3 separate regions of the Mus musculus genome follow, and regions 1 and 3 are each linked to region 2. A link is a loop called in an ENCODE intact Hi-C map of the cell type or tissue named here. Cell type or tissue: heart. All regions are shown on one strand. Links, peaks and the distances in the headings refer to the core of each region. The heading gives the core; the rest is flanking DNA. Region 1 holds the start of Ywhah (tyrosine 3-monooxygenase/tryptophan 5-monooxygenase activation protein, eta polypeptide). Region 2 holds the start of Depdc5 (DEP domain containing 5). Region 3 holds the start of Pisd (phosphatidylserine decarboxylase).

Region 1 (8,385 bases), core at 325-8,324, 160 kb after region 2:
TATGTCTCAAGTGCTGTGACTACAGGTCTCTACCATGCCTGTTATTTCTTTAAAAGATTTATTTTGCTTATTTTAAGTTACATGTAGGTATTTATGTGTGTATGTGGATATGTGCACTGGATTGAGTTCAGGGATCCGAGAAGGCATCAGGACCTGGAGTTACAGGTGCCTGGGAGCTACCTGAGAGCGGGGCTGGGAGCCGACTCAGGTCCTCTCCAAGTGTAGCTCTTAGCCACTGAGCCATCTTTCCAGTGCCCTGCAGAGCATCTCCTGTTGGAGAAACCGGGGGAGCAGGCTCTTTGAAGGTGGGATTTGCTGGACCTATGTCATGGGACATGCCTTTAAACCTTACACTTTGGACACAAAGGCAAAAGGATTACAAGTTTGAAAGTTCGAGGTCAGCCTGGGCTATGTGAGGAGAACTTGTCTACAAAAAATAAAATTAAAAAAAGGGGTGGGGGGAGGAAGCAGTACTGAAGAAACAGAAAGGCTCGGAGGCAGAGATAAGGACATCTTAGTGGGTAGAAATTTGTGGGCAGAGTCTGGGAACATGGTGTGCCCAAGATGTCCAGGGAGTGAGTAATGAGTTTTAAAAGTGGCTTCAGGCTCATGTTGTAAAGAGCTAGGTGGAAACTCTGATATCGTTTAGTAGGGAAGGATCCTTCCATAAGCCCTGCGCTGCAGAGCAACCTCCCACCCCACCCTGGGGCTCTGCCTTCCCCAGTGGCCTTGGCCCTCACAGATTGCTTTGTTTCCTGAGTCAGGGCCAGTCCACCACAACCGTCTGGAAGAAGCCGGGAGGCTGTAGCAATCTGTTTGCCTCCTACTAACATCCTGGGAAGGAAAAGATGGTTTTTTAGCACAGTTGCCTGGCAGAGAACCTTGGCAAAGACTAGTGACCCTCTCCTTTACTTCCCATTTAAGGAACCATTTAAGGAGCACTTGACAGTTACAATCTCAGCCCAGTACTCAGAAGACCCTCAGAAGGTCACGGGCAGTGGTGCAGACAGTGGTGAAGACACATCTGGGACCAAGTGTCTGTACTGTGCTGCAGTTGGCAAGCCGAGCACTTGCCTGGCCTCCTTCCCCCTTACCTTTAGAATGGGAAGAGTGCTGGCCTCACCTTAGCTAAATGGTAGTGTACTGGCAAGCTGCCGCCTCATGACTGCTAGGAAATGAGGATTTGTTTCCTTGTTTCATCGATAAGGTCTCAGTCATTGATTGATTGATTGATTGTCAGGGTCTCCCTTATGTAGCTCTGGCTGTCTTGAAACTCACTCTGTAGATCAGTCTCTGCTTGAACTCAGAGACCCACCTGCCTTTTCCTCAAGAGCCCAGAGATTAAAAGTGTGTGCCACCATGACCAGCTTTATTTACTTATTTGGAGTGCTAGGAATTAAGCCGAGAGTCTTGCATGTGCTTTGCAGGTGTCCTACCATTAAATTGCATTGTCAGGCCAACACCTATCTTTAGGAGCAGGCCTGGCTTTACCTCTTGCCATGCTGTTAGATTTTCCAAAGCCCCCAGACTTTCAGAGCTAGAAAGTTGAGGTCAGGACCTCAGGGCCATACCCACCCGCCCTGGCACTCCATCTTTACAGAAGGCTAACTGTCCACCAATGAGACTGTGATGGGTGCTCACAAAGCCCGAGGAATCCGCTTGCCTCTACCTCCCCAGCACTGGGACTCAAGCATGTTTCACCACACCTGACTGGCTTCTTACCACTCCAGGCTTGTGCAGAGGGCACTTTCCCTCCCCGGAGCTCTGCCTCCAGCACTGAGCACCGGCTACATGCTCAATACTGCAGTAACCCCAGCAAAGGTGCAACTGGCTCATGCCAGGCTCAAAAACTGAGGTTTGCTGGAACTCGGGGCACGTGCCCGCAACCTGGGAACTCCAGGGGGGATGGTAGGAGAATCACAAGTTTGAGGCCAGCCTGGACTACATGTGAGACTGTTTCAATGTAACAACAACAAACTTTCAAATAAATAAGGACCTGGCAGCCATGAGCTGGGATTTGAGTGGTTAGAAGGTCCCCATCTGTTAAGTTTCACCATATTTGAAGAGCCACCTCTACTAACACAAATCCTGGTTAACAAACCAGGCTAATATTTCCCCTAACAAGTATCTTAAGTGTGTGACTGTGTGACAGTGACAGGTGATATGGGGGTGGCGCATGCATATATATATATATATATATATATATATATATATATATATATACACACACACACACACACACACACACATATATATATCATAGCTGGGTGTGGTGGCGCACACCTTTAATCCCAGCACTCGGGAGGCAGAGGCAGGCGGATTTCTGAGTTCGAGGCCAGCCTGGTCTACAGAGTGAGTTCCAGGACAGCCAGGGCTACACAGAGAAACCCTGTCTCAAAAAACAAAACCAACAAAAACAAAAACAAAAACATGGCTCCTGAGCAGTCTTCAACATGAGCACACACACACACACTCCTCAGTGAACCTAAGGCCCCTTCTTCTGTGCTACAGTGGGCTAGATTTTTCTTATGTGTGTGCATGGCTTCTCTTTGTGTAACAGCCGTGTGTGTGTGTGTGTGTGTGTGTGTGTGTGTGTTTCAGACAGGATTTCTCTGTGTATCCCTGACTGGCCTAGAACTCAGAGATATGCCTGCCTGTTCCTTTGTTTCCTGGCTACTAGGATTAAAGACATGTTCCACCATGCCAGACTGTTTTGTTTTAATTGCACTTTTTCTAGCTTGAGGTCCAACCCAGGGACCTTTAGCACAGAACGACAGGAGCGGTGAAGGCTTAGTGTCCAGTCCATCGCCACAGAAATCCAAGAAGACACTGAAATTAGATTTTGGCCCCTCCACAAATAGGATATGTCACCTTGCCTTGAATTTTTGTTCCTTCTTCCACTGAGCATCAGGCCCTCCAGGCCAACACTGCACCTCTGACCTATAATCACTAATTCCCTAAAAAGATTTGAACCAGGCTAAGTCGACCCTGATAGTTGCCAACTTTTGGTTTTCCTAGGTTTACCAGGGTTGTAGATTGCACTTCTGCTTTGAAGAATGGGGGACCTGCTGAGCCTTTCCCGGAGTGGTTGTATGAAATAGGTTAGTGCTAGTCAAGGCCCAACAGTAAGTCAGGTCCCCGTAGGTATGTCCTGAACGCTACTCCGCTCTGCCAAGTTCCCTATCCCTTCCTGTGCAAGCCAGAGCTGGCCCAAGGTCAGTTTTAAGGATGGCACTACCCTGCAGTATTGTGGATTCTAGTGTGTCTGTGAGGGGCTGTCCCAAAGGGCAGGACCCACCCCACGCCGCTGACAGAGCTGACCGCTTGCTGGAGGTGGCAACACCCAACAAAGCCGCCCCTCGGTCCGGGGCGCCTCGGCTTTTCCATACAGGGTTATCTGCGGGTATCTGCTTCTCAAGCCCGAGCTCTATCATGGGTTCTGTAGCGTTTTCCTGGCCAGGGCTGCGACAACGCCTGCCTGCGGAACCACCATCGCCGCGCCCCAGCCGCTCCCCACCCTCCAACGCTGCGGCGGTAAACTGCAGTACTCCTAAGGCGCCTGCGCAGCTCTCCAGCGCGGCCCTCGCCGCGGCTATTTATAGTAGGTGACGTCACCTTAAAAAGACCGTTAGGGCTGGGCCGCCCCGCCCCCTCCCGTAGCTCGGCGGGCTGATCCGAGTGCGCAGGCGTGGTCGCGTCCTCCCCGCCCGCCCGCCCGCCCGCGGCGCCCCCTATCCTCTCTCGGCGGCTCCGCGGCGCTCGCCACAGCGCGTGCAGCCAGCCAGCGAGAAGGCGCGAGCGGCGGCGCAGCCTGCAGCCTCCCGCCAGCCGGCGAGCCAGTGCGCGTGCGCGGTAGCGGCCTCGGCGGCGACCGGGAAGCGGACGGGCGGGCGAGCGAGCGAGCGAGTGAGCAGGCGGTGTGGGCGTGCGAGGCGAGGCCGAGTCGCGAGCGACATGGGGGATCGAGAGCAGCTGCTGCAGCGGGCGCGACTGGCGGAGCAGGCGGAGCGCTACGACGATATGGCCTCCGCCATGAAGGCGGTGAGCGCGCTGGGGAGCCGGGCGGCCGGGGGCTGCGGGGCGGGGCGGCCCGAGCCTGGGCGGCGGCTCTCTCCCTACGCGCCGCCACCTTTTGGGCGCGGCGGCCGCTGGACTCTCCGTTTCCTGCGGCCTGGCCGGGGCGGGGTCTCCCCGGGAGGCCTCTCGGTGGCTGGCGGGCGGGGGTCGCCGTGTCCTAGCGCAGAGCCCCGGTGGGGGAGGGGGTGCCCGAGGAAAGGAGGAAGTCGCGTTCCTGCTTCTAGACCCTTCTGCCGGACCTGGGCGAAAGGCGCTTTCCTTCCACCATTCACCCACTTGTAATAAAGGCTCATCCGCGAGTGGAGACCCATCTCCTGGTTTTCTCTACTACGACCGGTTTGGTTTGCTTGTCTGAAGTTGTTTTTTTCCCCCACTTTCCACACCTCGGGTCTGGCTTTGTGTGGGAAGACCCCTTTCCAGCAGTCCTGGGCGTGAAGGAGGGTGTGGGTCCCTGCATACATCCCAACGGTCCATGCTGCGTGCCTTCCTGGAGATGAAATGAAAACGAAGCAACCCTGGGGGCCTTTGCATTCCTGAGACCCTCAGAGATGGATTCTGGAGCTTGATTTCCGGTAAAGGAGACCTGCCCAGCCACACCCTAGTCAATAGCTTAGCCTAGAGCCTACCTGCCTACCCAAGACTTTGGAGTTCTGTTACCACATCACTATAGACAACTCTTCACATCATCCTGGGTTTTTTCTAAAAGAATATTTCTTGTCAAGGTCACACAGTGGCAGAATTACAACTGTGGCCACCTAGCTCTTAAGACTAGGGAGAAAATTTCCTTGGATTCCACCTTAGACTTCTAAATACATAAACATTTTTGAGGGTGAGACCCAGAAATCTGCATTTTAGCAGCCCTTGGGCAGTTTTTAGCTGACCTAAGTATTAACTGCCCTGAATTGTAGCTCATATGACCTATGGCTAGTCTTTGAAAGGCTTTCTTAAACCCACATACTCCATACACATTTAATTTGGAAATTGTATTTTGATACTACATGAAATAGAAAATTGAGGCCAACATTTAGGATTTTCTCAGGTAAGAACAATAATCAAGTTAGCTTTCCTCCAGGGTCCTTGTACACATTCAGCAGGATGTCTCTGGAATCCAGCAACATCACAGGCAGGCCATTTGTTGATTCCTTGGTGATACTGATTTCAGCATTATGGTATGCTTTTCTGGTTAGAAGCATTCATTTATACCAGGGAACATTCTAGGTTTGGGGTATGAATTTTTCTGAAGAAATTGTGGATTCTTTGAGAAAATGAATTTAAAATAACAGTTTTGCAAAATTTTTTGGAAACAAGACTGATATTACTAAAGTGTACCCTGAAAGCCACCTCTATCCACACACCAAGTCACTACTAAATGTCTAAATGTTTCTGGTATTGTGCAAGTTGAGGCCTCTCCCTGAACAGCTGGCTTAGGGGGCCTTTGCTCCATATGTGAGTGGGCTTGGAGGTTTGGGCAGTTTAGGGAGGACCTCTGAAAATGAAGAGGATACACAGTAAAGGGGAAATGGCCATCAGATGTCTGGAGCTATCAACTATCCTGAGGTGGGAAGAAAGGAAAGACTAGAGAGAGATTATAAGAAAAAAACAATTTTAGCAGGAAAAAAAAGAAAAGGTTTCTGGTGTGTTTCTAAATGGCCTTGAAGAGTGTTCTGCAATTTCCTGCTTGTATCCACAGATGTTCTCCGAGGCATTGAGGAAACATTTTGCAAAAGCTAATGGACCTTTGTGTTTGAAATTTATAATCTATGTCTAAAATGATTCATCAGTTGGAAAAGATATCAAACATTGAGAATTTAATATTTGTACCATCAAATTTATGGTAAAACATTCCCTCAAATAAACTGTTAAAAACGAGGAGTATTTTCTATCAGAATTCATGTTTGTCCCACCTGTATTAATGGGATGTACTTTTATCTCATTTGCCTGTTGGTATAGTTTGTAGATGAAATTCTTTTTTTTTTTTTTTTTTTTTTTTTTTGGTTTTTCGTGACAGGGTTTCTCTATGTAGTCCTGGCTGTCTTCGAACTCAGAAATCCACCTGCCTCTGCCTCCCAAGTACTGGGATTAAAGACGTGCACAACCACTGCCCGGCGTAGATAAAATTCTTAATAAATGTTAATGAGTCACCCATTAATAAACCTTAATTAAGCTTTTGGGAAGAGTGAATTCTAGTAAACTTATATTGTTTGCTTTAATTTTTCCCCTTTTAGATAGGGTTTCATGCATCTCAGGCTGGCCTCAAACACATTAATAGATGAGGTTGGCCTTGAACTCCCGATGCTGCGGCCTTAACTGTCAAATGCTGGGCTCACTGGTGCGAACCACCGTGCCTAGCTTATCTCGGGGTGAATGTGGCCTTGCTTTCAGGCAATTGAAAGGCAGGTAAGTATGTAGTTCTAGAGAGTGAAACAAGACACTGGCTGGATGGGATGATCTGAGGCCATTGTTCTGACTTTGAAAGTTAGTTCTCCTGGCTTCACGGTCTCTCAAGTATAAAAGTAGGAATGTTTGTACTACAAGTCATTTTTTGGTCTTTAATCTTCAAGGTTTTCTCTCAATTTAAATGGTTTAATCATATTGCTATAATGTTTCTTAATCCAGCAGCGTCACCTGGAGGACAGTAGTGGTAAACCTTAGGGATTGTGGCTGGGCTTGGAGCTCAGGTGGTAGGGAAGTTGGCCTAGTATGTTGAGGGCCCAGTTTTGATTCCCCAGCAACCTTCCCTCAGTACATTAGAAATAGTGGTGTTCCTTCAGATGAGTTGAAACTCAGTATGAAAAGTCAACACATGCTTCTGAACAGAAGCTCAGTAAAGAGACCTTTAAGCTTTTCCTGATCTCATACCTTGCCAGGTTGGTGGGGTTTAATGTGGACTCTGAAGCAAGCTTATTAAGTGGGATGAAATGTTACTGTAGAAGGACTAGGATATCAGGAAAAAGGGAAACTAGGCCTCCGGTGAATATTGGTAGGTAGAGAGGTGGGCATAATTCAGTCGCTTCTATTCCGGAATCAGTTATATCAAAACATAGGTGGTCATTGTGAAATTATAAAATAAAAACACCGTGTCGTACAGTCTTAGAGTCTCACTGACTTCAAACCCAGGATCCTCTTGCTCGGGCCTCCTGAGTGCTTGGCTTACAGGCTGTGCAGTCACACCCAGCTGCTGTAGTCTTAGTGTTGGCAGAGCATAAAGAGAAATGTTGGATTTGATGACTATGAAATTCAGGATGCAGAAGTGCATTTAAGGAAACATGAGTTGGACAAGAAGAGGTAAAGGCTCTTGTTGCCAATAGCTGGGAGATTGTGAGAAATGGGAGAAGCAGGTGCTGTGTAAAGGTGAATGCCCCGGGGAAGGCATAATCCTATGCTTTTTTCTTTTTTCTTTTTTTTTCCTTTTTTTGAGACAGGGTTTCTCTGTATAGCCCTGGCTGTCCTGGAACTCACTCTGTAGACCAGGCTGGCCTCGAACTCAGAAATCCGCCTGCCTCTGCTTCCCAAGTTCTGGGACTAAAGGCGTGTGCCACCACTGCCTGGCCCTGTGCAATTTTAAAGGTGTAACAAAAACTGACAATATGACTTGAAATTCCCTAAGTGGACCAAACTGGTCTCTGCCTCCCAAAGTACTGGGATTAAAGGTGTGAGCCACCACTCATGGCTAGTGTGAAAGCCACTTTAGTGCTGTTTGAAATAAATGAAAGCTATGAGAGACTTGTTTTCCACTAGCTGGGCACTGAAGTTGTATCTTTACTATAAGCTGAGGAAATAGTGTAGTACTACACCTCCCCTTTAGAAATGTGTTAGGGCCAAGTCTGATGGCTCCTGCCTATAAGCCCAGCACTTGAGCTTGCATAGTTATTGTGAGTTCAAGATTAGATTAGTTACTCAGGCGGTCTAAAAACAGTAAAAAGTTTTGGAGGAGTACCCCAGTGTTTTTGTATTGTATTCAGCAAGTTTATGGCATTTATTGGTTTACTTTCTAGGTGCTTTTTGGATGGGAGCTGTTAGTCTATGTACTTACTGTTTGATTTATACTAATACTTTGTGCTAGGGATCAAACACAGGGCCTTGTGCGTGCTAAGCATATGCTCTACTGCTGGTTGACCCCTCGGCCCTCATGCAATGTCAAAACAGGTGTTTGCAGATACTGTTTGTAACAGCACCATTTTACAGATGATAGATGTCTAATAGTTAATTTTGTCTTGGTCATGTAGTTGTTCCTCGCGTGTTGTACAGTGTCCCATGAAGTTACAGGATAGTTTGACACATGTTCTGCTGCACTAACCATTGTCCCAG
Region 2 (8,385 bases), core at 279-8,278:
GTTCTTCTAAAGGTCCTAAGTTCAAATCCCAGTAATCACATGGTGGCTCACAACCATCTGTAATGAGATCTGATGCCCTCTTCAGGTTTGTCTGAAGACAGCTACAGTGTACTTACATAAAATAATAAATAAACCTTAAAAAAGAAAAGATTTGATGGTGTGGAAGTTGTATTGCTCTTGGAGGAGGGCTCAAATCCCATCCTTAACAGCAGTTAGCTCATTTTGGAGTACTTCAACAGCCAAAGCTGGTCCTGAAGAATGCTAAGCTGATTGAGCTAGCAAGACAGAGGGGCAAATTGATTCAAGAAGACTTCTCTTGTTTTTGTTTTTGTTTTTTTGACAGAGTTTCTCTGTGTAGCACTGGCTGTCCTGGAACTTGTTCTGTTGACCAGACTGATCTGGAAACTCAAGAAATCTGTCTGCCTCTGCCTCCTTAGTGCTCAGATTAAAGGTGTGCTCCAGCTGTTTTTAATTCTGAATCGCCCAAAACAATGTCCAGTGTGACAAGAAGAGGGATGAGTTAGGTGGCTCATAGCTCATTAGTCCCCTTTAAGAGGTAACTTGAACAGCTTTTGGGAGTTGGAAGCATTTATCTCCTGGTGTTTTGAGCTTACATGAGTGGAGCAACAGTTGGACTGCCATGGAAGAGGGTCCATCTAAGAGATCATGAGAAAACTTAATACTTAGCGAAGATCCAAAACATAAGTCAGGAGGCAATGACTGTACTCTTCATGGGGAACAGTCCTGTATGTTATGTTGTGTAGCTTGGTGTTTTTGTGGGTCTCCTAACAATGGGAGTGGGGGCTATTTACTCCTTTACTTGCTTTGGGGCCCTTTTCCCCTACTGGGCTGCCTTAACCAGCCTTAAAATGAGGGGATGTGCCTAGTCTTACTGCAACTTGATATGCTATGTTTGGTTGATATCTCTGGAAGGCCTGCCCTTTTATGAAGGGATATGATGGGGAAAATGGATTTGAGGGAGAAAGGAGGTGGAGAGAGGGTGTGAGAGGAGAGGAGAGAGGGGAAACTGTGGTTGAGATGTAATACATGATAGAAGAATTAAAAAGAAGAGAGAGGGACACACACAAGGTTATTGAAGAGACTATTACATCAATATCAACATGAGTAGATATAACATAAGGTTAAATACAGAATTAACATAAGGTTAAATGCCATCACACAGCTGGCTGGATCATGTACCAGAGTTCTGTAGAAGGATGAGGCAACTGTGATTTGCTGTTTGTTTACCTCAGACTCTTGAATAAGGAACAACCACCAGGAAGCTTTGTAACAGAAGTCAGTTAAAGTCAGCATCCAAGAAATGAATTTGAACAAAGTGTCCAAGTGACATTTCTTGCTTCTATGTATGATGAATTGTATTGTTGCAGTTGTTTTTTGTGTTTCAAGACACTGGATATCCTGGAACTCACTTTATATACCAGCTTGGCCTAGAACTCACAGAGATCAACCAGTTCTGCCTCCTGAGTGCTGGGATTAAAGGTGTGCACCACTACCCCTGCCAAGCACTGATAGACATTTTTTTTAAAAAAGATATATTTATTACTATATCCAAGTACACTGTAGCTGTCTTCAGATGCACCAGAAGTCAGATCTCATTATGGGTGGTTGTGAGCCACCATGTGGTTGCTGGGATTTGAACTCAGGACCTTCAGAAGAGCAGTCAGTGCTCTTAACCGCTGAGCCATCTCTCCAGGGCCCCCTTTTTTTGATAAACATTTTTATATTTCCTTTACATATTCAAAATACCAGGTATTATTTAATAAAACCATTTTTTGGTTAGAAACAATCTGATAAGGTAAAACTTTAAAAATTGGGACTGTTACCTTATATGACTGTATTTATTATGTCAAAATATGACAATAATATTTTATATGAATTTTGTTAACATTAAATCAGGATTACACAGTAAATGTATTTTTATATTGTTAGGCTATGTAAAAAAATACAATTTATTTCTAAGTTGTATTCTCCACAAAGAAATGATTTTCAATTTTTAATTTACAAAGAATACTCCAACAGGTAGTGGTGGTGCAAGCCTTTATTCCCTGTACTTGGGGGTCAGTGCTCCTAATCTCTGAGCCACCTCTCCAGCCTCCCAAAAATGTTTTTTTTTAAATTAACCCTACTAATAGAACCTTTTAAAATCTTTCTATGATATTTTCATTCCATAGATTCAACCGACAGATGGAAGATGAAAGCAATCAGTCATGTCAAATCTATAATTTATGATTCACGTGTATTAAAAGGCTAAAGCAAGCTCTCCTCCTTCTGTCAATGGGCAGCTCCGTAGTCCACTACATACCAACAGCACTGAGCATATTTGTTAATGTCATTTTATTTAAAAATAGATTGGTTTGGAAGCATAATTTGTAAAGACAGATAACCAAACAAAAGGAACTGTTGGCTTTTGGAATTTATTATTAGAAAACATCCTCAAAACTCCCTGCCAAGGCCTGTGTACTCCCTGTAGGCATCGAGGTGCAGGCCCTGGCCCTGAAGTTCTCCATCTGGGTAGAGACTATTTTATCAAAGTGCCACAGGTGAGCCCCAGTTGGAGAAAATCTTCATCTAAGTCACGCCTTCCTGAAGAATCTGAGGACTTCAGATATCACTTAATAGAATAATTTGCTGACTCTACAGATGTAAAAACAACTGTCAAAGACATGGCTTGGCTAGTCTAAAGAACTTTGCGAAGCTCTGAGTTTGATCCCAGAACGTCTGGCATCCTCCTTTATTGAAGGAACACGGTTAGGGTGTGTTTCCTGAAAGTTGCTTTTGCTAACAGGGTGGAGGGTGTAGCTGACTGAACTAGCAAGTGGGTCTCATAGCACTCACAGGACAGATTCCCCTGTGTATAGATAGCATCTTGCTATTTGTCTCTGCTCTTTAAGTCATTTAGGATGTGGTGCAGACTCTGAGATCCTCCAATGGACAAGAGAATCTACCTTTCCCACCTCCATTTTTTGAGACATGAGGAATAATTCATCTTTAGATAAGGAGGTTTTTGGCTTTGTTTGTTTGTTTTGGCCTACAAGGTGGGAACAGGTCAGGCCTTCTAGCAGGTTCTTCTTCCCATGAATCCTTACTCTGTAATGAGGCTAACACACAACTTACAGTTTTGTTTTGTTTTTGTTTTTTTGGTTTTTTTTTTTTTTTTTTTTTTTTTTGGTTTTCTGAGATAGGGTTTCTCTGTGTAGCCCTGGCTGTTCTGGAACTCACTTTGTAGACCAGGCTGTCCTCGAACTCAGAAATCCGCCTGCCTCTGCCTCCTGAGTGCTGGGATTAAAGGCGTGTGCCACCACGCAATTTACTCTGGTTGGATGATTTATGCCCCATCTAAGGAAACTACTGGGCCTTCTGCCATGCGAGCCTATTGTAGATTTAACCCATTGTACTCGGGCATTCAATGTTTTGAATATTTTTTTTAATCAAACAAACTTTAAGTTTACTGTACACTTGTTTTGACTTATGTACATTAGGTTTAATTTTGACAACAAAAGAGTATATAATGGGTAATGTAAATTGGTTTCTCCTTCCAAGCTTGTCTCTGTACATGTTACATTTGTACTTATCATTAACTTGTACTTCTTAATTATATTTAACAGTTTTCAATAAGTTAGTAACTCGCTCATGAATTATACACACCCCCGTTTTCTTGCTACATAGCCCAAGAACTCTAGGGAATGTTCAGCACTCTTGTCTCTACAGAACCTGGATTAGGAGGGGGAGCCACCACCCGCAGAGACTTTTGCACTTCTCAATAGCCCTCTGGACCAGGTTTAGTTATTAACTTCGTCAAACACATGGAAACAGCTCCGCGAGGTAAGAGTCGACTCTCTCGAGTTTCTCCTATTACGAAATCACTTCGCTCTTCTGAAACGAAGGTCTTGGCTGTGGCTCTATTTTCAAATTTTCCATGCAAAGCGGGCAGCCCTGTAGACGGTGGCGGGAAACGCCAACGGGAACTCGGTTTGAAGTCGGACTCAACGCCACGCCCCCAGCCTCCCCCCCGCCCCGCCCCCCCCACCTCCCCGCAGCCCCGGAGGAGGAAGTGGCGCGGCCACCGAGACGAGGCGGAGGCTGGGCTAGAGCGGCCAAGCCGGCTGAGCAGGGACTGGCGAGGGGCGGGGACTCGGGGCGGAGCCTCGGGAGCGGCGCGGGCTCAGGTGAGCGCTCTTCGGTGGTGCTGTCTGTCTGGTTCCTAGAGCCCTGGTGCGGAAGCTGCGCGAACTGTGGGGGCTCAGGTGGGATATCCTGAGGAGGTCCTGGGGAGATCTGTCCGGAATCTGGCCTCGGGCCGGGCCTGAGGCGCGCAGGGGCTCTGGAAGTGGGGGGGTTGGGGGGGGGAGTCGAGCGCCAACCTCGGGCTGAGACTTGAGGGGCTTGAAGGAAGGGTCCCTGAGCCAGGTTCGAGGCCCGACTCTTCTTGCAGTTCCCCGTGTGACCTTGGACCAGTCTTTCTCTCACCAAGCTTCCCGGACCGCAGCGGTGAAATGGAGGCAGGACGGTCCGCTGAGAGTTGGTACCAGTAGAGGGGTCGGCAAGGAAACCGCAGCCTTCCTCAGTTCTCTTTTCCCCAGGACATTGTTAGTGGACCGCGAGTCATGGGAGTGCATAACAGTTCGAGTGACCTTGGGCGAATCCCTTGTTTTGACGTTCCTCTACTTATGTGATGGACTAACCTCTTCGAATATCCCTGTACTATTTTGGTGTTCCTGATGCAGACAAAAACAAGGTAGTGCCCCTCTCACCACAAGCCTCCCTTTTAGGTATGCGGTAGAGAAAATAGCTTTAGAGGATGGACGAGATCTGAGCCCAAGTTCCCTTTAATTTTTAAAGCACACTTCTATTTGTTTGTCTCTCTTGGTAATTGGAGGAGCGATATAATGCAAGGGTTGGCACGCCTTTCAGCCGAACAACCACCAGTACCTTCAAGGTCTAAAATTAAAGAGCAAATTTAGGAAGCCTGACATCCTCGATGTTTTTATTTGTGTTTCAGTAGCAGGAAAGCAAGATGACTTCCCTGCTCCAAGATTGGAACAGCTGAAGAAATCACAAGACAAAATGAGAACCACAAAGGTCTACAAACTTGTCATCCACAAGAAGGGCTTTGGGGGCAGTGGTCAGTATTGATTGATATTTGGGGATTGTGTAAGTTGGCTGAAGTTATGATGTGCCTTAAAAATTACCCATATCACAAGGGAGACTGGACAGGTAAGAGTGGAGCAGTATCAGAGATCAGGGATGGTTGGAAATGAGAGCACAGGATCTTTTTGAAAAGCATTCTTCACATTCAGAGTTTGTTGGGTTGTATTTTGAATCCAGGTTTTACCATGTTTCCAAGGCTCATTTAGAACTCATTGTGTAGCCCAAGCTGGCTTTGAACCCATTATCCTCCTGCCTGTGTATCTGGAAATACTCTACCACACCTGAGTTAATTTTCCTCCTGCTTTTGTTTGTTTTGTTTTTGTTTTTCTTCTGTGTAGTGAGTGCTTGGCCACAAGTTTACTAGAAAAGGACTCTATGGACTGCATCCAAGTCCTTCCTCCTGGTTTTTTTTTTTTTTTTTTTTTTTTAATGTTCTTTACTTCAGAAATCAGAATTACTGACAAAGTGAGCTGGTTTGGTTTGGTTTTTGAGACAGAGTCTTAGAGCTCATACTGGCTTTGAACTCAGTATGCACTGGAGGCTGATCTTGAGTTACTGCCCTTCCTTCCGTCCTTCATACCCAAGTGTTGGGATTTCAGGCATGTGCTCCCACGTTGTTCTCCGTGGATCTGGATAAAGAACCCATGCTTTGTGCCTATGAGCAAGCACACTATCAAGGAGCAATCACTTCAGACCTCAATGAGTCCTTTTAAACTTTACATTTCATTTTTTGGATGGGCTCTTACTCTATAGCCTTTATAGGTTTGCAATGCTGACTAGACTGGCCTTGAACTTACAGAGCTCCTCTGTCTTACAGAGATAGTTTTGCCTACTAAGTACTGGGATTACTTAGTAATCATGCCTACCTACCTTGAATTTTTAGTCATTTACTTGTTTTTCTTCACCTTGTTTTTGAGACAATTCCTCAGTGATACCTGGGACTTGTTAATTTAGGCTAGGCCAGCTGCCCGGTGAAACTGAGTGATAGCATGTGGAAGCTCTCCCAGAAATGCCCCAAACCTTTTGTCAAATTATTGCAGTCCTCATGTTTAGTCATATCAACCCCACTATTTATGAAACTGGCCTAAAAACTTGTGAAGAATAGGCAGCTATTGAATAAATACAGAGATAGTTTCAGCAGAGGGAATAACAAGAATACAGGTATATGATATATGATATTATATATATATAATGTATATAGAGGTGTGTGTGTGTGTTTATAAGACAGATATAGCTTGGTGATAGACCTAGAAGACCAGTATCCCTATCAAATATGAAGACTGTGAGTAGGTAAAATCTCTTGTCCCCAAGGAGTTCTTTACATTATGAAATGATTAGTTGGCTGTAGTGGCTTGTGCCTGTGACACAGAACTTTCCAAGGTTGAGACAGGAGGATTGCTGAAAGTTTGAGGCCATCCTGCTGCAGAGTGTAACCGACTCTGTTTCCGAGGAAAGAAATAGGAGCTAGATCTGGTGGCGCATACTCTGAATCCCAGCACACAGGAGGCAAAGGCACTCAGTCTCTTGTGAGTTTGAGGCTTCCCTGGTCTATATAGTGAGCTCCAAGCTACACAGTGAAACTCTGTCTCAAAACAAATAAATAAGCAAAAAAGGAGGGGGGAGAGAGGAGAAAGAGAGAGGGAGAGAAAATGAAACAAATAAATCAATATGCTCAGAGAGCTTGATTTGGAAAACAGAAGTTCATCCCAGGGACTTCACACACATTGGAACTAAAATTGTCAATGAAACGTTTAAAATAAAAAATGAGATTGACTCAGTCAGTTCTTTACTAGGCTGATCCGTGTGGAGTATAATCATCTGTGAAGTCTATTTGATTTTGAGGTGGATGGATGGATGGATGGATGGATGGGTGAGTGGGTTGGTTGATTGGTGCTGAGGATTGGGTTTGTAGCCAGGGCCTTATGCATGCTCTGCAGTTACTCTGTTGGGCGATACCTTTACCCCGGGCCCTTGAGTTTAAAGGTTGTTTCGAGCCCTATTATGAACTAACACTTAGAACCTAGACTCGAGTTTTATAACACATAAGAGATGGTGAGCCTGATTTAGACAGAAGGAGCTCAGTACTAGCTCTTGCTTTAATTTTACTGCTGGTCTAACCTTTAGACAATTCAGTTTATCTCCCAGGTTATTTCCTTGCTCTTGTTAGTACTAAAGATTTATTATGAAGGTCTAATTAAGACAGTGTTTAAGGGATTTCTTTGAATATTACATAAATATGAGTACTGTGTTTGGGTCCTAGACTCTTTCTATCATATGGATGCCAGATTCACAGTCTTTTAGAGAGTAAAGGATGTGCCAGAGGCATAATTCCCCAAACCACTGGCTGCTTTTTCCATGGGCATATTAGAGCAGAGAGAGTGTGTAATTGGAGACAGTCCCTGAGTCCCTTCCAACACACCCATTTACTGTTGTGGCCCTAGACACTTTTGCAATTTCTTTCTTTTGAGCTGAGGTTGGAAACCAGCATGCTAGGCAAGTACTTTATCACTGAGTTACACCCCCACCCTGCGCAAATCCTTTAGTTCTAAAACTGGACTCAAAATGGACTCTCAGGGAAAAGGCAGAGCATCTGCTTACCCATGTGTGAGCCCTTGGTTAAGTTCCAGCCTTAGTATTTATAAAATAGGAAAACAAACAATCTAAACAAATGGGGGCTGGTGAGATGGCTTGTGGGTAAGAACACTTGCTGTCAAACCTGTTAACATGAGTTCAGTCTCTGGGTCTTACATGATGGAGGGAGAAAACTGACATCTGCAAATTGTCCTCTGACCTACACACACACACACACACACACACACACAAAACAATAACAACAACAACAACAACCAGAAAACAAAACCCAAATGGAACTTCAGTGTAACAACAAAAGTAAAAATAAATGTTGGGCATGGTGCAGCTTGCCCTGTGGTCCCAGCAGTCTGGAGGTGGAGACAGGAAGATGAAAGAGTTCAAAACTACCTTGTAGGATGGGTTTGATGTTACCTTGAGACACCTATGTTAGTCAAGAAAGTAAAAACAGGACCAAAGCTTGTTTGTGAGATGCAGTAGTAATACCAACATGATGGGGTGCCCTGTGTTTGCTCTCTGATGCTTTTATTTTGTAGAGGGTATGTACTAGAGCTTCAGCCCAACTCTGTGTACATGCTAAGCCTATGCTAAGCCTATACTCAGCTACTGAGCCACACTCCAGCCTGG
Region 3 (8,385 bases), core at 351-8,350, 78 kb before region 2:
CCTGTCTGGAAGGAAGGAAGGAAGGAAGGAAGGAAGGAAGGAAGGAAGGAAGGAAAGAAGCCAGGCAGGCAGGCAGGCAGGCAGGCAGGCATCCCAGTACTTGGGAGGCAGAGGCAGGTGGATTTCTGAGTTCGAGGCCAGCCTGGTCTACAGAGTGAGTTCCAGGACAGCCAGGGCTACACAGAGAAACCCTGTCTCAAAGAAACGAAACAAAACAAAAAGAAAAGAGAAAAAGAAAAAAATGCCTCCATAAGATGAGTCTGCAGCCAAGCTTGTAGGGCATTTTCTTAATTAGTGCTTGATGTTGGAGGGCCCAGTTTACTGTGGGTGGAGTCATCGCTGGGCTGTGGTCCTGGGTTCTATAAGTAAGCAGGCTGAGCACAATAAACACTTTTCTCCCCAAGCTGCTTCAGTCAGGTGGTTCACCATAGCAAATAGAAACCATATCGCAACAGGCTGTAATCCATGCGGTGGGTAGGACAGTAAGTACTAAAGACCAGAGAAAGATGGTACAGAGTAGCAAGACCAGAATCAGGCAGAGGGGCTGGTCTTCTATCTTGAAGACTGTTGTGTCTGTCTGTGGCAAGTAGACAAGAGAGTGCCAAGAGTCAAACAAGATTGGTACTGTGGGCAATCATGGTCTGGGGCTGTTTGGAGAGTGACAGATAACAAGAAATGGGCAGATAGGAGGTGCTTTGTTTTGTTTTTCAAGACAAAGTTTCTCTGTGTAGCCCTGGCTGACGTAGAACTCACTCCGTAGCCCATGCTGGCCTCAAACTCACAGATCCGATCCTGCTTCTGCCTCTCCAGTGCTGAGATTAAAGGTGTACACAACCACCACCCACCTAGGAAGTAGAGTGTGCCTTTCTAAAGGGCTGGATATAAATGAGAAAGGATGGACCTAGGTTTGATTCCCAGTATAAAAATGGCAGTTCAAAACACCCATGTCACCACAACTTCGAGGGATTCAATGTCCTCTTCTGGCCTCCATAGAAATCAGACATGGGGTACAGGCAAAATATCATAAACATTAAATAAATGTTTTGGAAAAGAAAAAAAAGATTAAGGCCCAGAGAGAAGAACAGATAAGCTCAGTCAGGTGTTTCTTCTACCAAGGGTGTGCATCTTCACGCATGCGACTAAAGCCAGGTGCAAAGACACACTCTCATAATCAGTTCTTAAAGGACCAGCTTGGGGGACACAGTGAGATCCTTTCACAGAAGTAAAAATAAAATGAGATGAAGCACTTGGCTTTGGCTCAAATCCTGTGCAGCCTCAGGAAAATGTTAAATTCTAAGCCTCAGTTCCTTCAGTTGTAAAATCAGAACTGCCCTCATTAGCAGTAATCCCACCATGTAATACACCTGGTCCAGGGCCTGCCACCTGCCTACATATGGCTACTACAAAAAGTAATGGCACTAAAACCATTTTTAGGGATGGAGAGATAGATAGCTCAGTGGTTGAGAGCACTGGCTACTCTTCCAGAGGACCGGGATACAATTCCCATCACCCATATCCAGCGCACAACTGTCTGTAACTCTAGTTCCAGGGGATCTACAGACATGCATGCAGGTAAAATACCAATGCACATTAAAAAAAATCCTTTAAGATTTACTATTCATGTATATGAGTGTTTTGCCTGCATGTATGTGCATGTACCACTTGCATGGATGGTTCCTGAGAAGCTCAAAACTGGGCATTGGGTTGCTTGGAACTAGAATTACGGATGGTGAATGAGCTGTCATGTGAGTCTGAGAATTGAACCTGGGTCCTCTGCAAGAGCAGCCAACATCCTTATTCTTTTTTGTTTGTTTTTTCAAGATAGGATTTCTCTGTGTAGCCCTGGCTATTCTGGAACTTCCTCCCAGACCAGACTGGCCTGGAACTCAGAGATCCACCTGCCTCTGCTTCCTGAATGCTGGGATTAAAGGCATGCGCCACCACAACCTGGCACAGCCAGTGTTCTCAGCCAGTGGGGCAACTCTGCAACCCAAAACTTTTTCAAAAAAGAAAGAGATATTCAATTACCACACACTGGAATTCTTAGTATATCCTCTTCATTACCAATGTTCACCCTATTTCCAGTTGTAAGATGTCTTTATATTGTGTTTTGTCTACATGTATGTCTGTGTACCTCATGTGTACAGTGCACACAGAGGACCCAAGAAGGCGTCAGATCCCTTGAACTGGAGTTACAGATGGTCATAAGCCACCATACATGTGTGAGAATAATAAGTGCTCTTAACGGCTGAGCAATCTCTTCAGTCCCACATAAAAATCTTTTTTTCCTTCTTCTTCTTAGTTTTATTTCCACAAAAGGTCACAAACAGCCAAGGAGGGCAATACATTTTGCCCAGAAACAAGTATTTGTACATCTTTAATTTTTACAGAAAATTGCCAGGATCAAGAGTGTGTGTGTGTGTGTTGTGTGTGTGTGTATCTGTACAGCAAGTGTCTGCAGTGCCTATGGAGGTCAGAAGGTTTCAGATTTCCTGGAGATGGAGTTACAGATGGTTGTGAGCTGCCATGAAGGCTATGACTGTACCTCCAATTCCCCTGAAGAGCAGCAAATGCTCTTAACCACTGAGCAACCTCGCTAGCCCTGTAACACATTTTTAATATCACCATGGGTCCTAACATTTTACCTATAGTCCTTACTTCTCTCTCCTTCTTTCAAAAGCTAGGAGAGTTCTAAAGCTGAACTGGTAGGTCTCTTGAAAAGCTTTATCCAACACTGTACTTGATATTAAAATATTACCCTTGTCTATTAAACTGTAAGTTCCTTAAGTATAAGGCTAATTGCAAATTAATTAATCAGTAAATTAAATAATGAATGTGGGTAGTGTTTATGCATGTGAATGGGGAGGTCAGAGGACAACTTTGGGGGCCATTCCCCATGAACCATACAAAAACTTGTTAGGTTTGTTATGTTTTATGGTTTTTTCTTTATTGTTGTTTTGCTTTGATATGGGGTCTGAGTATATATTTCTGGCTGGCTGGCAGTCACTATGTAGACCAGGCTGGTCTTGAATCCAGAGAGATTCACCTGCTTCTGCCTCCTGAGTGCTGAGATTAAAGGCGTGCATCTTGTTCTTTGATACAGGGTCCATCACTAGCCTAAAGGTCACCAATTAAGCTAGAATGTTTTCTTCTGGCCTCCATGGGTACCAGGGCACACACAGACATACATGCTGGCAAAATATTTACACACACACACACATTTTAAAAATTGAGCAATGTTGGTGGTGTAGAGATGGTTCAGCAGTTAAGAGAACCAGAGTTGAGCCAGGTGTGGTAAAGCCTTCAATCCCAGCACTTGGGAGGCAGAGGCAGGCAGATTTCTGAGTTCGAGGCCAGCCTGGTCTACAGAATGAGTTCCAGGACAGCCAGGGGTACACAGAGAAACTCTGTCTCAAAAAACCAAAAAAAAAAAAAAAAAAAAAAAAAAAGTACCAGAGTTTGGTTCCCAGCATACATGTCAGATGGCTCTCAACCACCTGTAATTCCTCCAATTCCAGGAGACTCTTGATGGTCCTATGGACACCTGCAACCACCCATATGCATACACACACACGGTGTAAAAAGGTAGAAGTAGTCTTTGCCAAAAAGAAATAAGTATGTAGGCTATTAAGTAACTCAGCCAAGTTGAGAACTGTTTCTTCTCTCTCATTTGGGTTAAGAACTCTCTCCTCTTCTCCCCTCCTACCCTTCAAAAAAGAATAAACAGCTGAAACATGCCAGTAATCTCGGCTTTTTGGAAGCACTTGGGAGGCTGAGGCAGGGGGATAGCTGTGATTTCGAGGCCAGCCTGGGTTACCTAATGAAACTGTCTGGAGCAGACAAAAAGCCAAATGAACAGTCACAATAGATGCCTCATGTCGCTCTCCCACTTCTAGCTGCCTAGGAACTTAAGTAACCCAGACGTTTGGGGTCAGCAGGATAAGGACCACAATTCCACCACAGACTTTTCAGATAAAGAAACCTAATTCTTTCGCCTCAAAGCTTTAGAACCCCAAGTGAAGGTCGCTTTGCCGTGCCGTGCTCTTCCAGGTTACACCAGCCTGGTAGGAAGGCAAACACCCGTGAAAAGGAGATCGACTCTGCTTCCACTCTAGAGACCAGCGGGCAGCAGAATATGGTGGGTTTGGTTGTCCCTGTGCACTTTCACCCAGCCTTTAGGCCACACCCATTTCACGGTCCACGCGGTGGCTTGTAGCACCTGTTCTGAAGCCGAAAGGTGGCTCCGTGTCCTTCCTGTCAGACCTACTCGCGGCGAGCCGGCGACGAGAACTGGCTTCGCTCTCAGAGCCTGGCTTGGTCTGTGCTGATCCCTACCCCAGCAGCCTCCCGCCCGGCCATACCTGCTCCGCCACAGCACACCTCCACGAAGCGAGCGCACACACGCGCGGCCCCCAGACGCCGCCATCTCGCCTCCTCCTGAGCGGACACGCCCCCTTCCGCCTTCGGACGCACGCCCTTGTCGTCACCGGGCCAATCAGGAACGTGAAAGGCTGGGCCCGGAAGCTTCTGCGTACGGCTCCGCCTCTGCCGGGCCCACCCCCGCGGAGTGTGTGGGCAGGCGCGCCGGGGCGATGGGACAGCCGCTCCTGTGCCCGAAAAATCTGAGCCACCTTGTGCTCAGTCACGATGTGTGCATGGCACAAGGATGCTGGCGCCCTCGGCGGCCAGAAGAAGGCGTTGGATCCCTTGGAACGGGGTGTCTATTCTTATCTCATTGATGGGGCTCCAGAGGCGAGGGGTTTATGTAAGAAATATGGAAAGCTGTTAAACTAGGCTCCCGGTGATGGTGCTTTCTCCTGTACTTTCCAGTTATGAGGGGAAAACGAATTTTTCAGTGGTACATAACAGTTTTGTTTTTGTTTTTGTTTTTTTTCCTAAGCGCTGGAGACCCGCAGCCAGCCCTTGGATATTATTACCATTTTAAAGGTCTGCGAGGATAAGCAACTTTCTCAAGGGCACATTAACCCCACAAAGGGCTCGCAAATTGTATAATAATAGAAAATCCAGTATTTCTACATCATTGGTGTCAAAACCCATGATCTGAACACCCCGCCCCCCTTTTAAGGCCCTAGAAAAATGGTTGAACCTGAATGCAAAAACTGAAGGAAGGCAGCCCTGATTTTTCTTCTAGTAAACACCAAACGGATAAGCTAATTAGTGCTTTAGATTAATTCTGGATAGTTACTTAAATTCACTTACAGCAAAACCAGCCACTAAAGAGAACCTAAACCGGGCTTGGTGGCACACCCCTCTAATCCCAGCACTCAGGAGGCAGAGGCAGGAGGATTTCTGAGTTCCAGGCCACCCTGGTCTACAAAGTGAGTTCCAGGACAGCCAGGGCTACACAGAGAAACCATGTCTCGAAAAACCAAAAAAAAAAAAAAAAAAAAAAAAAAAAAAAAAAAAGAGAGAGAGAGAGAGAACCTAAGAAGTCACAAGTTTGGTAATTCAAGGCAAACACCTCCCTTTGTCATACTTTTCCAGAGCCTGGAAAAGAAACACACACAACATAATTTTGGTATGGAATTGAGTGTTGTAATTCAAATGATTGAGGTGAGTTATTTCAAAATAACACTGGAATCCCAGTATTTTGGAGTGTCCTGAATTCCAGGCCAGCCTGGGCTACCTAGACCCTGTTTTAACAAAACAAAACAAAACAAAACAAAAACCCTAGTTTTATATAACACTATTTTTTTTCAATTCTTTAGAAAACATGTTATAAATATACTGTATATACCTTTTTTAAAAGGAGCAAAACTAAAAACACATAATAAAAAGAGGTGGTGAAATGGCTCAGTGGTTAAGAGCACTAGTTGCTTTAAAGGACCCGGTTCGATTCCCAGCACCCAGATGGTGTATCACAAGTATCTATATCTCCAGTTCCAGGAGATACCATGCTCTTCTGGCCTCTGAGGGCACCAGGCATGCAAGTTGCAAGCAGGCACACGTGCAGTTAAAACACTCATGTGTGCAGGTTCTGGTTGTGGCCAGAAGGCATTGAATATCTTGTAATTGAAGTTATAGAGAGTTTGAGTTACCTAGTGTGGGTACTGGAAACAAGGTCTTCTAAAAGAGTAGCCAGTGCTCTTAACTACTGAGCCATCTCTAAGCCCTGAGAAATTTGATATATTGGATTTGACAATGACTTCTTGGCTGTAACACCAAAAGCACAGAGAACAACAAAAGATAACTGAACTTCAAGGTTGGAAAGTTACCTCCTTTTTGCATCTACTAAGCATATTATTTTACTATTATTTCTATTACTTGTTAGTGTGACCACATTACATTTTAATTATTCATTTAATGTGTATGTTTTGCCTGTTTATATGTATATGCACAACATACATGTATGGTTAGATCTGGAACTAGAGTTGAATACCATCCTGTGGGTACTAGAAACTCGAGCCTTCTGTAAGAGCACCCAACATATGTTCTTAACCATTGAACCAGCTCTCTAGCCCCAAATTAGAATTTTATTTTTTTGTGATTTTAAATTATGGATCTGTGTGTAGATATGCCACATTTGTAGGTGTCCTCTTAGACTAGAGGTGTCGCATGCCCCCCAGAGCTGCTGGAAACCAAACTCAGGACCTCTGGGAGAACAGTGCATGCTCTTTTTTTCTTTCTTCCTTTTTTTTTTTTTTTTTTTTTTTTTTGAGACAGGGTTTCTCTGTATAGCCCTGGCTGTCCTGGAACTCACTTTGTAGACCAGGCTGGCCTCGAACTCAGAAATCCGCCTGCTTCTGCCTCCCGAGTGCTGGGATTAAAGGTGGTGCTTATCCCTGGACTGGTGGTCCTGGATTCTGTAAGAAAGCAGGTTGAATCACTTCTCGGCCTTTTGGCTAAGATCAAGTGAAGAGAGCAGGCTGAGCAAGCCATGGGGAGCAAGCCAATAAGCAGCACCCCTCCGTGGCCTGGACTTCAGCTCCTGCCTCCAGGTTCCCGTCCTGACTTCCCCTCATTGACTGTGACTCAGGATAAAGCCAAATAAGCCCTTTCCTCCCCAAATTTTTGGTCATGGTGTTTCACCACACATCAGACATCCTAAGACAGTGTGTTTTCAGTGATTAGTACAGGGAAACCCTGTACTATAAGCTCTGCTCCTGGAGCTGCACAGAGCCAGACAGTGTGTTATCAGAACCTGAGCGGCCACTACACAGGCCCTTCAAGAAATGGCAAGGATAAGCCGGGCATGGTGGCGCATGCCTTTAATCCCAGCACTCGGGAGGCAGAGGCAGGCGGATTTCTGAGTTCGAGGCCAGCCTGGTCTACAAAGTGAGTTCCAGGACAGCCAGGGCTACACAGAGAAACCCTGTCTCGAAAAACCAAAAAAAAAAAAAAAAAAAAAAGAAATGGCAAGGATTGAGAGAGGAGAGATTAAACAGCTTTCCAATATTAAGGAGGCTTTTGAGATGGACATGGGCAGGTCTGTGCTCCACTTACACATAGGAAAACCACTCATTCATTCGTGAAGCCTTTCTGAGGCACCATCACCTAGTCACACTCTGGGACACAGTCTGAGAAATGTGTCCTTAGGTGTTTAGGTGCTTTCTTGTGTGAATGTCAAACTGTGACTGCCAGTAGTGCATTTACACAACCCTAGATGGTATGGGTCTGCCATTCAATGAGGTTGTGTTCAGAGGGAGGGGGCTGGAGCCAGAGCTGGACCCTGAGACACTGGACACCCGAGGCACCAGCTTTACCACCCGACTAGGTTCCTGGCCCCTGTGGCCACTTGATGCTCTGAACATGCCATGCTGAGGTTGCTACCTGTTAGTAAGTTTTCTGACTTTTTACTAAGATTATATTCTAGTTCGGCATTGTAGCACACACCAATAATTCCAGTACTCAGGAGGCAGATTCTCAAGCAGATCTTTGTGAGTTTGAAGCCAGCCTGGTCTGCATAGTGAGTTCCAGATCAGCCACATGGTGAGAATACATGGTGAGACTCTTTCTCAATAATAAATAGATAGACAAATAAAAAGAATGGACTCTAATACAATAAAAACTTACATAGATCAGTAAGCCATTTATTAGCACTATCAAGTATGTACTGTACACAATTGTGCTACATTTTTACAAGACTGGCAATGCACTGGCTTGTTTGCACCAAGACCTGAGTAAAACACATCATCACAGCTGTGACCTCGCTAGGTCCCAGGAATTTTTCAGCTCCATTACCATCTTATGGTAATATGCAGTTCACTGACCAAAACGATATTTAGGCGGTAAACAGCTGTAAATATAAAACATTGTTCTAGGTACCAAAGAGACCAGAAGGGTCTAGAGCTAAGAAAATGAAAGGTCCTGACCTTGTAGAGCTTTTGTTATAGTTATTAGCACAGACAGGGGGGAGGAGCCATA

What was found. Hi-C counts contacts between places; a loop is a spot of excess contacts. Peaks named below come from ENCODE experiments on the same cell type or tissue, not always from the same donor. Only the 100,000 strongest peaks of a DNase experiment are listed, where the experiment ranks them.
Region 1: a loop joins it to region 2, with 2.3 times the contacts of the local background. A loop is called at or near these places in 5 of 42 quality-filtered maps.
Region 3: it touches region 2 in a loop (5-fold over the local background); 8 of 42 quality-filtered maps call a loop at or near these places.

The regions. Positions count from the first base shown.
Region 1 is chr5:33,015,114-33,023,498 of GRCm38, forward strand. Ywhah (tyrosine 3-monooxygenase/tryptophan 5-monooxygenase activation protein, eta polypeptide) reads left to right here and starts at 3,703. Exons shown (of 2, transcript NM_011738.2): 1 at 3,703-4,041. The coding sequence starts at 3,955. In heart, for the core only: CTCF peaks have their summits at 3,597 and 6,717; a DNase peak (open chromatin) is centred at 3,638; H3K4me3 peaks cover 3,217 bases; H3K27ac peaks cover 2,897 bases.
Region 2 is chr5:32,859,557-32,867,941 of GRCm38, forward strand. Depdc5 (DEP domain containing 5) reads left to right here and starts at 4,165. Exons shown (of 43, transcript NM_001170567.1): 1 at 4,165-4,265; 2 at 5,021-5,143. The coding sequence starts at 5,086. In heart, for the core only: no CTCF peak of the experiment used is centred there; a DNase peak (open chromatin) is centred at 4,115; H3K4me3 peaks cover 1,981 bases; H3K27ac peaks cover 1,507 bases.
Region 3 is chr5:32,781,188-32,789,572 of GRCm38, forward strand. Pisd (phosphatidylserine decarboxylase) reads right to left here and starts at 4,439. Exons shown (of 8, transcript NM_177298.3): 1 at 4,362-4,439. The coding sequence starts at 4,426. It overlaps Prr14l (proline rich 14-like), which reads right to left. Exons shown (of 11, transcript NM_194340.2): 11 at 8,020-8,385. In heart, for the core only: a CTCF peak has its summit at 4,648 (motif pointing right); a DNase peak (open chromatin) is centred at 4,504; H3K4me3 peaks cover 1,725 bases; H3K27ac peaks cover 1,497 bases.